Regions from separate parts of the Homo sapiens genome. Here all the other regions are linked to region 3. Evidence: chromatin contacts called from ENCODE Hi-C data. All regions are on one chromosome and are shown on one strand. Each heading gives the region's core, a stretch centred on a gene start or an enhancer-like site at or near the end of the contact. The rest is flanking DNA. Distances are from core to core; before and after follow the strand shown. Region 1 overlaps GRM7-AS3 (GRM7 antisense RNA 3). Region 2 overlaps GRM7-AS3 (GRM7 antisense RNA 3). Region 3 has its middle 560 kb from the start of GRM7-AS3.

The links. Hi-C counts contacts between places; a loop is a spot of excess contacts on that map. Pooled maps may share reads with other maps.
Region 1: a map with no recorded cell type shows a loop between it and region 3 (7-fold over the local background). The contact joins two enhancer-like sites. A Hi-C loop is called at or near these places in 3 of 37 single-sample maps with no recorded cell type and 3 of 50 pooled maps.
Region 2: a pooled map shows a loop between it and region 3 (7-fold over the local background). The contact joins two enhancer-like sites. A Hi-C loop is called at or near these places in 9 of 37 single-sample maps with no recorded cell type and 4 of 50 pooled maps.

What each region holds. Positions count from the first base shown.
Region 1 is chr3:6,678,117-6,682,005 of GRCh38, reverse strand. The region is part of intron 2 of GRM7-AS3 (GRM7 antisense RNA 3); the gene reads left to right. The region is part of intron 1 of LOC105376944 (a long non-coding RNA gene); the gene reads right to left. Among named protein-coding and RNA genes, the nearest start is that of GRM7-AS3, 130 kb to the left of the region's middle. Within about 2 kb of position 2,250, at least 2 of the 41 ENCODE cell types and tissues checked have a DNase peak (open chromatin) inside an H3K27ac peak, as active enhancers do.
Region 2 is chr3:6,716,889-6,720,705 of GRCh38, reverse strand. The region is part of intron 2 of GRM7-AS3 (GRM7 antisense RNA 3); the gene reads left to right. LOC105376944 (a long non-coding RNA gene) reads right to left here. Exons shown (of 8, transcript NR_188695.1): 4 at 3,039-3,137; 5 at 435-619. Among named protein-coding and RNA genes, the nearest start is that of GRM7-AS3, 87 kb to the left of the region's middle. Within about 2 kb of position 2,086, at least 2 of the 41 ENCODE cell types and tissues checked have a DNase peak (open chromatin) inside an H3K27ac peak, as active enhancers do.
Region 3 is chr3:6,248,386-6,252,051 of GRCh38, reverse strand. No RefSeq gene overlaps it. Among named protein-coding and RNA genes, the nearest start is that of GRM7-AS3, 560 kb to the left of the region's middle. Within about 2 kb of position 2,136, at least 2 of the 41 ENCODE cell types and tissues checked have a DNase peak (open chromatin) inside an H3K27ac peak, as active enhancers do.

The DNA of each region.
Region 1 (3,889 bases), core at 1,001-3,500, 430 kb before region 3:
GTAGGTCATAGAGGAGGTGACTTAGTTTGATGAGTAGTGCCATTAATAGCAACAGCACTGGACCAGGAATTGGGGATCCTGGCAGACATTCTAATACATCTCTAGCTGGAAGGACAGCCGTGGACCACTGAGGAAAGAAATCCTTGAATCCCCCCGCCCCGTGCCTTAGTGCGTCATGTGCGGGGAGCCTTTAGAACCTTCCTCATATTTCTCGAAAGGATTGTGCCAATCAAAGGAGAACCGGCCCCTGTGCTTCTCCTCATCAGCTTAAACAACAAACTGCTGTGAGGATATCAACAATACATTTAACTAAATCTTATCGGTGTTTTCGTTTGAATGTATGCTTTTATCAAAGGATAGTTTTGTTTTTAAATCTATAAGTCTCAACTTATACTTGATTTGTAAATACCATATTTTTTTAAATCAGTAGATCATACTTCCCCCACTCCTTTTTCTCGCCGTCTTTTTCCTCTGGATGTATTTTGCTGGAAACATACACTGAATTCTAAACCCTTTCTACTCCTAGTGTCCAAAGTATGGCTGGGCATGGGCGGCTTTGGTATCTATCAGGGGTTTATTAGAAATGCAGACCCTCAAGCTCCACCCTTCGTCTGCTGAACCAGACTTTGCATTTTAACAAGAATCCCAGGGGATTCCTTTTGCACCTTAGGTGTGAGGAGCACTGATCTAATGCAATTTAATTGTCAGGTTTGAATCATCATTTGTTACATAACCCAGTGGCAGAGAGAAGAATAAATACTGAAAACAGGCCGGGCATGGTGGCTCACGCCTGTAATCCCAGCACTTTGGGAGGCCGAGGCGGGCGGATCACGAGGTCAGGAGATCGAGACCATCCTGGCTAACACGGTGAAACCCCGTCTCTACTAAAAATACAAAAATTAGCCGGGCGTGGTGGCGGGCGCCTGTAGTCCCAGCTACTCGGGAGGCTGAGGCAGGAGAATGGCGGGAACCCGGGAGGCGGAGCTTGCAGTGAGCCGAGATCGCGCCACCGCCCTCCAGCCTGGGCAACAGAGCGAGACTCCATCTCAAAAAAAAAAAAAAAAAAAAAAAAAGAAAAGAAAAGAAAAAAAGAATAAAGACCAAAAACAAAGCACACAAATGCTCAAAGCTGGGATGGGGGTTGGGGAAGTCTCTGGTGGTCTAGTCTAGATTCCTCGTCTTAAATCGGGAGGAATAATAATAATATGGCCAAGGTTATTTTCTTACTGAGCCAGGAGCAGAACTTAATCTGCTGAGTTGAGTCATGGGTATTTTTCAACAACACCATTGTGGCAAAAATTTACTTTGCTACTGAACTTTTCCATTTTCTCTCTCTGGCCACAGAAAAGTTAATCACAGGCTCTCTGGGTCACCTTTGGTGACTTGGTCTGTGACTCTCATGCTCCTGCGTGCATGCCCTTATTTATAGTAGAAAACAACTATAAACTGCTCAGTGGAGACCAAGGCCATCTAGGCTGCGCTGGTGGTGGCTTGGCTAATTCACTACCCTTTGCCTCTGGCTCCTCAATTATGGAGTAGAATATGTTTCATCTTTCCAGAGACCTTTGACAGTCTTAGCTGAAAAGCCTCTGAGAAGTGAAGAGCATTACTGTGCCCTGCAAGTGAAAACTCCACCATTCTGCAAACTATCTCTGTATCTGGAAATGAAACTGAAATTCACAGCTGTCATTGGTCTAAGTCATATATTACCCAGCAGTTTATTTCCACAGGCACAGCCAAATTTGCTTTGCAGTTTATGAGCTCTACGCACTTGGTTCTCTGTGGAAATAACAGTATATGTGAGAAAGAACAATAGATTTGGGGTTAAGAGTTCTGCCTTTGAGTCCCAGTTCATCCACTTACTGCTTGTGTGCCTATAGGCTGCTATTCCAACTCTCTGGGCTTCTGTTTCCTCCTTTTAAATAGCCTTAATGCTGCTTATGTCAAGATATTCTCCTCCAGTGTTTGCTATTGACACTGTATTTTTCATCTGCCTCAGTGTAGAAGTTATCTTTTCACTTTCCCAGTGTTCATAATTTTTTCCCTTTTCTAAGACCACTAATTTTTCATTTTGCTGTCCATGTGGCCCCAAGGAATGCGACTCTACTCTCAGCTCTTCCAGAAGAGTATGTGACCATGCTGAAGCCAATGAGCACACTCAGTGCCCTCTGGTCTCAAAAACTGGGTTCAGTTGACATGTGAACCAATGCACTAGCCCAATCGGATGGTCCCAGGACTGGCCAGTCAATGCTGCATCCAAGAGTTTCACTTCCTCTTCACTTTGCAAGGAACAAGATACATGAAACTGTTATGACCATTTGCTTCCACAAGAGACACCAACTTGAGGACAAAACTGACACACTGAGGTGGCAGAGCTGAAAGAACCGGCGCCTGGGAGCCACAATTAACTTCTGGATCAAACCACACCTAAAAGCAACTTTATCTCTGTAATTTTCAGTTATCTGAACCAGTTCTCTTCATTGCTTAAACAAGTTTGAGTGTGTCTATTTATACACCAGGAAACCTAATCATGTGGGCTAATATAAACATTGTGGTCACGACCATGTTTTCTAAGCAGCCAACTTTTCACACATTTTAAAAAATATTATTTATAATTTGCTCCATTCCAAAAACCTTAGCATGGGATGTTGTTTAGACAACCAATGCTAAAGGTTCTTTGAATACTGAGGTTAAATGTATATATGTGTGTGTGTTTGTGCATTTAGTAAACTGCGAAGTACAAATCTAAAATATCATTGTTTCACAAAGCAGTGAGTCTTAAGGAAACGCACTGATCTTAGTTTTACTTTATTTGAGGTAAATAAACTAAAGGAATCTGTAGGTCTTATTCCTCAAATAGTGAGAACACACATATATGAAATTTCATAGAGTTCATGGACAAACCTCAGAAGTCATTTATTATGTCTTCAGGACTGATCTTTTAGAATTGATTCTCAATGTATAGTTTATGGGCACATAACAAAGATTTTTAAAACCACACATTGTCCTAAGCACCAATGCACTCTAAGAATTCCTCTATTGAATATATCTTATTAGAAACTCCCATCTCTAAGCTCTATGAGAATTCAGTCAAAGCTCCATTACAATTAAAGCCACAATTAGAGATGTTCAGCTGAAGTCGATGGTCCCATGCTTTTCTTGTGACCTGCCTTCACATTTCTCCTTAAATTATTTCATAATAAGGTGGGGAAATGTTTGATGGCTGTCTAAAACACAGATTGAAGTGGAAACAACCACAATAATTGAATTCAAGATTTTATTCATGGAGTCATTTTATATCCTTTTGAAAGCAACTCAAGAGATTCCTATAGCTCCTTCTTCCAATCAAACCTCATAAAGGAGAGGGGAGAGGGCAGCAGACAAATATGGGAAGAGGTTACAGGTTTAGTGTGGGTAACAAAGTTATTTCCATCCTTCCCCCAACTCATCCACTACAAACCTTATGCCACAAAAAAGTCTTCAGCACAGAAAAGCAACAGTGAATTTATGATGCAAGCTTGGGCCAACAGCTGAAATTATGGAGTCAGGAAAACCATGATTTGAATTCCAATTTTCCCACCTTCTTTCTATTTAACATGGGGAATTTTCTTAATTGATTTCTAACTGCTACCCCTGCTTTTGCTATTTCCTTTCTCTTTAAAGCCTTTTCTCAACATCCTTCTCATTGCCTGTGCCTCTCCAGCTATGCCAAAATGTGCTAGCATGTTCTTCCCTAATGGACTGCCTGTAACAGTCATCCTCAGACAGTTACAGGGCTCACTCCCTCACCTTCAGGCATTTGCTTCTATCTCACAGTTTCGTGGAGGGAAGCCCTGACCACCATGTTTAATACTGCAACTCCCTCATGTTGCTCTAAATTTTCTTTTCC
Region 2 (3,817 bases), core at 837-3,336, 470 kb before region 3:
CTGAAGTTGTGCCATGGGATTAGCAAACTGGATGGATATCATTTCTTATTAGATATTTATTAAAAATGCCTGGGGCTCTTTTAAAAGCTACCAAGCACTCAAGCTCTGCTCACCCCAGACAAATTAAATCTGAGTCTCTGAAGGTGTTCCAGTAGATAGATATTCTGTTTTATTTTCTTTGCTTGTTTTTCACATAAGTTCTAATTTTAGAATAATGTACCTTCACAAAAAGTTTCAAAGTCCGGAGAATTCTTATATACCCCATACCCAATTTCCCCTATTATTACCATCTCATATTAATACTTTCTTTTACAGTTAATGATTCAAAAGTCATATATTATTATTAGCTAAAGCCCATGCTTGATTCAGATGTTTTTAGTTTTTATCTAATGTCCTTTTTCTGTTCTAGGATCTCATCCCACATACCACATTACCTTTAATTATTATGTTTCCTTAAGTTCCTCTTGGCTGTGACAGTTTTTCATACTTCTTTGTTTTTGATGACCTTGACAGTTTTGAGGAGTACTGCTCAGGTACTATGTAAAATCTCCCTCAGTTGGGATTTGCCTGATGTCTTTTCTCATGATTAGATTGAGGTTACAGGTTTTTAGGAGGAAGACTGCAGAGAAAAAGTGCCATTCTTATCACCTCACATCAGGAATAAATGACATTTACATGACATTATTGTTGATGTTGACCTTGATCACCTACTTAGCTGAGGTGGTGTTTGTCAGATTTCTTCACTGTAAGGTACCCTTTCTTCTTTTTTATACTGCACTCTCTAGAAGAAAGTTATTATATGCAACTCACAATTAAGGGAAGGGGAGTGATATTCCAACTCCTTGAGGGGGAAATATTTACGTAAATTATTCGGAATTACTGTAATTGGGAGACTTGTCTATTCTCCCCACTTATTTATGTACATATTCAATCATCGGTTTATATCCACGTGGGCTCAAAATATTTACTTATACCTTGGATTATACTCCAATATTAAGCTATTTATTTTGCTGCTCAAATTGTTTCAGCTTTGACCATTGAGAGCTGTTTTAGTTGGCTTCTGTGTCCCCTTTATATGCTTCCATCATTTTGTCTTTTAAACACCAGCCAGGCACATCTTGCGTATTCCCTGCCCCAGCCTTAGAAGCAGCCATTTCTCCAAGAAGCCCAGGTTCCTTTTATTGGAGAATGGAACTGGAAACCAGTATCTGGGCACTTAGTGTGCTCACTGCTTCTGGGGTGTTATTGGTGCTTCTAAGACTTGTCAGTAGACAGAACTAGAAAATATATGTTGTATGTTTATTGCAGCACTATTTACGATAGAAAAGATTTGGAACCAACCCAAATGCCCATCAATGACAGACTAGATAAAAAAAAAAGTGGCACATACACACCATGGAATACTATGCAGCCATAATAAAGAATGAGTACATGTCCTTTGCAGGGACATGGATGAAGCTGGAAGCTGTCATTTTCAGCAAACTAACACAGGAACAGACAGACAAATGCTGCATATTCTCACTCATAAGTGGGAGTTGAACAATGAGAACACATGGACACAGGGAGGGGCACAACACACACTGGGGCCTATCAGGGGGTGGGGGGCAAGGGGAAGGAGAGCATTAGGACAAATACCTAATGCATGCGGGGCTTAAAACCTAGATGATGGGTTAATGGGTGCAGCAAACCACCATGACACATGTATACCTATGTAACAAACCTGCACATTCTGCACATGTATCCCAGAACTTAAAGTAAAATTAAAAAAATTAAAAATAAAAAAGTTTTAAAAAAGAAAATATACGTTGGCACTATTAACCTGTGAACACATACATATCTACATTAAAAGTAACCTGAATTCATACTGATGTCTCCTACTTGAATCCATTACTACGTGGACCATTGTACTTTTTTCCCCTTGCCCATCTATAACCTCCCACTTCAACAGTGAGAAATCTGGCACTGTTCAGCATCTATTTAAATACTTGTTCAACCCTATATACATGTAGAGTGGTTTCAGAATTGTTAGATTGTGCTTTTGTAGGAAGTAACTTTACCAATTAAAGTGCAGTGCTTATGCACACTTCCTATTGCCTTCAGTCTCAGCCTACTCAATTCCAAAAAAACTTAGATCAGCACCTTGTTTCTCTGCCTCCTTCAGTGCGGTTATGCATACTTTTGTAATACAGTTAGATTCCTTAGTCACCGTCTACATTCCATCTTGGAACCCTCTGACCTCCTGAATTGATTTTTTAAATTTACATATATTAAAGTTCAGCATTTGAGCTGTAAACTTACGTGGGTTTTGACAAGTGTTTAGTATCAAGTATACACCACTAAAATATAGCAGGGGGGCTTTCTGGAAGCTTACCATGAGATTCTAGTGTTCATCTAGCATTAGGAACCACTAGACTTTTCTGCCAAGTTCAGGTTCAGTTGTGTCCAACTTTAGTTTTTGTGTGAGCAGGATCGAGAAGACTGGTGTGTCTCTTACTGAGTAAACTGGCTAAGTTAGTTAACCTTTTTGTCCAGGTAATGTGTCCTCACATGGAGCCTCACAATACCTGCCTCAAGAGTTGTTAGAGGAATTAAATTGATCAGTAAAGATAAAGCACAGTTTAAGTGATGAAAAGCAGTAGGTATTTAGTTAATGTTAGCCATTATTTTATTTGATGTCCTCATAGTTTTTTAACATGACTCACAAAGAAAAAATTCAAAAAGCAAAGGCAAGAAAGCAGAGAGAAACAGAGAGAGAGAGAGAGAGAGATCTTTTCCTTTTGCTTTCTAACTTTCATGCATTCTAGATTAGACATTTACTAGGTTGCTTCCCCATAGAATCATTTGCGGTTATATAACAGTCCTAATGTCCAGTCTGCCCTCAGAATCACTAAATTAGAATTTCTGATGGTGGTGGTGGGGTAGAGAAAATAGCTTCAGTAGTTTTTTAAAAGATCCCCAGGTGATTTCAATGATGTCTTAGTTTGGGCTGCTAAAACAAATATATCACAAACTGGGTGGCTTTAACATTTATTTCTCACCGTTACGGAGGCTGGGAAGTCTAAGATCAAGTTGCTGGCAGAGCTGGTGGCTGGTGAGGGGAAATTCTTGGTTTGTTTTCTTGTTCTGTCTTCACCTGTCTGAGAGGAGAGAAAGAGGAAGTGAGCTCTCTCATATCTCTTTTTATGAGGGCACTAATCCCACTCATGAGGGCTTTACTCATGACCCAATCTCCTCCCAAAGGACTCACATTCAAATACCATCATAGTGGGGATTAGACATCAACATATGAATTTGAGGAGGACATAAACTTCCATTCTATAGCAAATGTGCAGCCAAGTTTGAGAACTACTAAACAGAGTAGACAAGTTTCACCTTTACTACAATTTCTCCAGATTCTCTGACTCACGGCTTTGAAAAAGACTCCAGAATATGATGAGAAAGAGCAGCTTGGCTGAATGTGTACATGAAGGTTAGAAAAAGAGTTTCATAGCTGTGATGAGTAATTTTCGTTGTGTTTCCAAATCCAATTCTTAGCACTGTATTTCATTTGATTAGCTCAACACAGTCAAGGTGAGGGCAACTTAAGTGTATTTGTCTCCCTCGGGTCTTCCTGATCAAATCTCTGGCTCTCTCTCTCTTTCTTCATTGTTTCCTGTTCCAGATAGTGGCTTTCCCCATTCTTGATGACATGTGTTTATGCCTTAATGATTATAGGTATAGCATTTCATTTGCACCTGGTCATTTCACCTTGTTTCATGGTGAGCAGGTATATAAAAACCTACCCCCGAAGGCTGAGAGGGAGCTGAGAGACCAAAGA
Region 3 (3,666 bases), core at 887-3,386:
ACAAGGAGCAGAAAAGAAGGAGAATGTCCTTTCTTCTCTTCCAGCCTTGAGTCTTCCTCTAGAACCCCCAATAGTCATGGCCTAATAGGGAGCCAGATGGAAAGGCAGAAAAGTAGTTTTCAGACTTCAAGCCCAGGCATCATCAAGTAGAGGATAGAAGCATGAATTTGGAGCTGAGAGACCATAGCTTAATACGTGCACACCCTCCTTGACATTTTCATTTTCCACTTGATTGAGAAGACCTTAAAGGCAGCAACACTTCTTATTCACTTCTACTTCCTATGTGTCTAGTGTGGTGTCAAACTGAAAGGGGCATTCAATTTTTTCTTTCATTTAAAATAAATATTAAAGTGTATATGTGAGAAAGAGACAGAGACAGGCTGGCAGAGACAAGAGAGAGTATGTACTATGTGCTGGACATTTTCTTTCAGTTGACTGAACAGTGAAGAAAACAAATGCCCTGCTTCGATGGAGTTTATATGCTCAATAAGTGTTGAATTAATAAATACCTGATACTGCCAATTTCTCCTCTTCTCTAAAATGTTTCCCTACAAGCCACATTGCCTTGCCTTCTTCTACCTCTTGATGGTGCCTCTGGGGATCCTTGGTGGCTCCTCTTTCTACCTCCAGTCCTAGACATAAATATTTCTCAAGTTTCACTTGCCATGCCTCTGCTCTTTCCTTTCTCTGCTCTCACCCTCTGAGATCTCATCAATTCTTACAGATTAGACTGTCATGCGTATTGTCCCAATTCAAATGCTTCATCAATTGCCTGCTGGAAATGTCAATTAGGACATCCACCCGTAACTTTGAACTCAGCATATCTAATGAAAGCTCATCTCCTCTCCCCTTGAGACCACTCATAAATAGTGAAGGTAAATTTCTGGCTTTAAGAATTTCACAGAAAGAATTTCAGTTTATATGTATGTATATAAACACATATGTGTGTATATATGTGTGAATAGATGTATATGTGTGTGCGTATACATGTGTGTGTGTTCATATACGATGGATGAACAAAATATATTTTCTACTATGAGCTGTGGCCAAAAATATTTGAAAGCCAATGGAGTATATGAGCTCCAAATTCCAAGAACTTAAAAACATGATATGTTAACATACCTTAAACTCACAAGAATTCAATTATTATAGCAAAATTTATAGCCATTCTACCATGTATTCTGCTGTGCTAAGTGCTGGGATCACTGGTGATGTGCTTGTTTACTGTTTTTTTTCCTGATGAGAAGGCACCTTTTCCCAGGGTTGGGCGGCACCCTTTCCCAGGTGCCTTCTCATCAGGAAAAGAAACAGTAAACCAGCAAATAGGGCAAAATAACTTGACAGATATTATATATTTATATATGATTTAGATGTTTCTGCTGTGGCCCAATATATGTGTTTCTGGAAAATCTTTTGTTGTACAAAATTGAACATGAAAACAGCAGGGCTTATATGACTAGTAAAAATCAGAGTAGATCAACACAATATTTTAATCAAAGCAATAACAAAAACAACAATTTATATGCCACCTGATAGCTTGGATATCCTAGACAAGCTACTTTGGCAAATTATAAAAGTTCACATAAAAGAACAGCCTTGGAGAGCTGGCTTGCAGGTACTGAATAAAAGCAGCAGATAGAAATGGAGCTCTGAATCAGCAGGGTTGTTGTTAAGGTGAACAGAGGAGGAAGTGAAACCTGTCTTTAGCAGAGAGTCACACAGGCTAGGGTTCATACCTCTGTGAGGAAGGAGACTGAGCACACACATTTATTTTTATTTTATATTTATTATTTATTATTTTATAATTTGTATTATAATTTGTATTTTATTTGTAGTTGACACATAATAATTGTCCATATTTACATGATATACAGTGATATTCCAATGCATGTATACAATGTGTAGTGATCAAATCTGGGTAATTAGCATATCCATCATTTATCATTTCTTTGTTTTGTGGACATTTAAAATCTTTCCACTATCTTTTTTGGAAATATAAACCAAAATATTATTTTTAAATGTCCCTTTCTTCCCTAAAGCTCTTCAGCCCTAAAGTAGAACTAAAATATCTCTGTGCAGCAAGTCGAGCGTGGAGCATTTCCTTTTTTCTCGGTAAAGTTTTAAACTCTGCTGTAGTTATTGTGTCTCTCCTTGCCTAGAAAAAAATCACAAATGAACAAACACTCTTTCCCCACCAGAATATCACTATGACTCCCCTGTCCATATGTCTACCTTGTTTTGCCTCAAGTCTGTGGTGCTGGCATAGTTATTAATAGCACCCCTTTCATTCTCAAAAGTATCTGAGTTTGCACCACAGATTAAATGGCCATCCTAATTATTTTGATATTTAACAATCTATTGTAGCAGGGAAGACTGAAAATTCTGGATAATAGGTTGTGATCAATGCAGTGATAATATTAAGCATGTGTTGATAGGACTAACAAGAAAGACGCATGTAAAACGTTTTAGCACTAGCTTCATGGAGAAGACGTTTAAACTGAACCATAAGAGGGAACCGCCAGAGAAGTTGTTGCCAATGGAAAAGGAAACAGAGGAAATTGCCTGTGCAAAGTCTCTGTGGTGAGAAACAGTCTGGCAGGTTAGAAGAACTGAAAGGCAGCCAGTGTAACTGGATGTGGAGGGAAGGGAGCCAAGGATGGTGGCTTGAACTTAGGTCATCTCAAGGTGGACAGTGGGTGCCATGAGGAGGTTTGGAAATACAAATGGCAGAACTTATCAACAGATTAAAAGAGTCATAAGGGAGAGAAAGGAGACAGGATGACTCCCGAGTTTTTAGAATAAACTCAAGAGATAAGGATTCGATTTCTAGCTCTCTTTCTTAATTCTTAGATATTTTTAGTGAGATCACTTCCCTCTGGGACTCAGTTATCACATCTACGAACAGAAGACGAGCCATATGATATCCAAGCATTCTACCAAGTTTGGCATTTTACTATTATAATTGCATTTCTCTAAGCACTTGGTTCATGTGCATATTGGGGCATGTTCCTTCATGCGCATTCGTCCCTTTAAAGGAGTAAATAAAACATTTATCTCAACAAGTAAACTTATCCTTCTGCACATTTTCTCAGTGTAATTCCTCCAGGTTTCTCTCTGTTGTAATGCATTTCTTCTCCTTCCCCTTTAATTCTAAATCTACTCCTTTTAGCCTTTCAAACTTGGCTGGGCTTTCCATAGATGGGAATGAAGATTGGCATAGATAGTCCAGAATCAATTGGCTTTTACCACCCACCTTAAAAAAATAACACAGAAAACATTAGCAAGCAAACTGGAACCCTGACGGAAGGTCACCTCCCACTGCATTCTACTGCTGATGAATCTCCCTGGAGTAATTTGATTAAACACATTCAATTTACTTTGCAGAGACAGGCTCTGCTTCTATTGGCACTCACAGACTCTGGGGGGAGTTTTCAACATTTAAAGAAATGTGTCTATTTATTTAACAGAGTTTTATTTTCTCCAAAAAACAATCCTGCTTCAATTACTCTAGCGTATTCTTTCTAGGTACCTAGAAAATGTACAAACTAAAACCAAAGTGAATGTACGTGTACACACAGGCATATAAGCAAGTTTATGCCATTGTTGCTTTCAAGGCTAGATATTAAAGTGCATTGATAAAGCACACAGTGGTGCTACTGAAGTAGC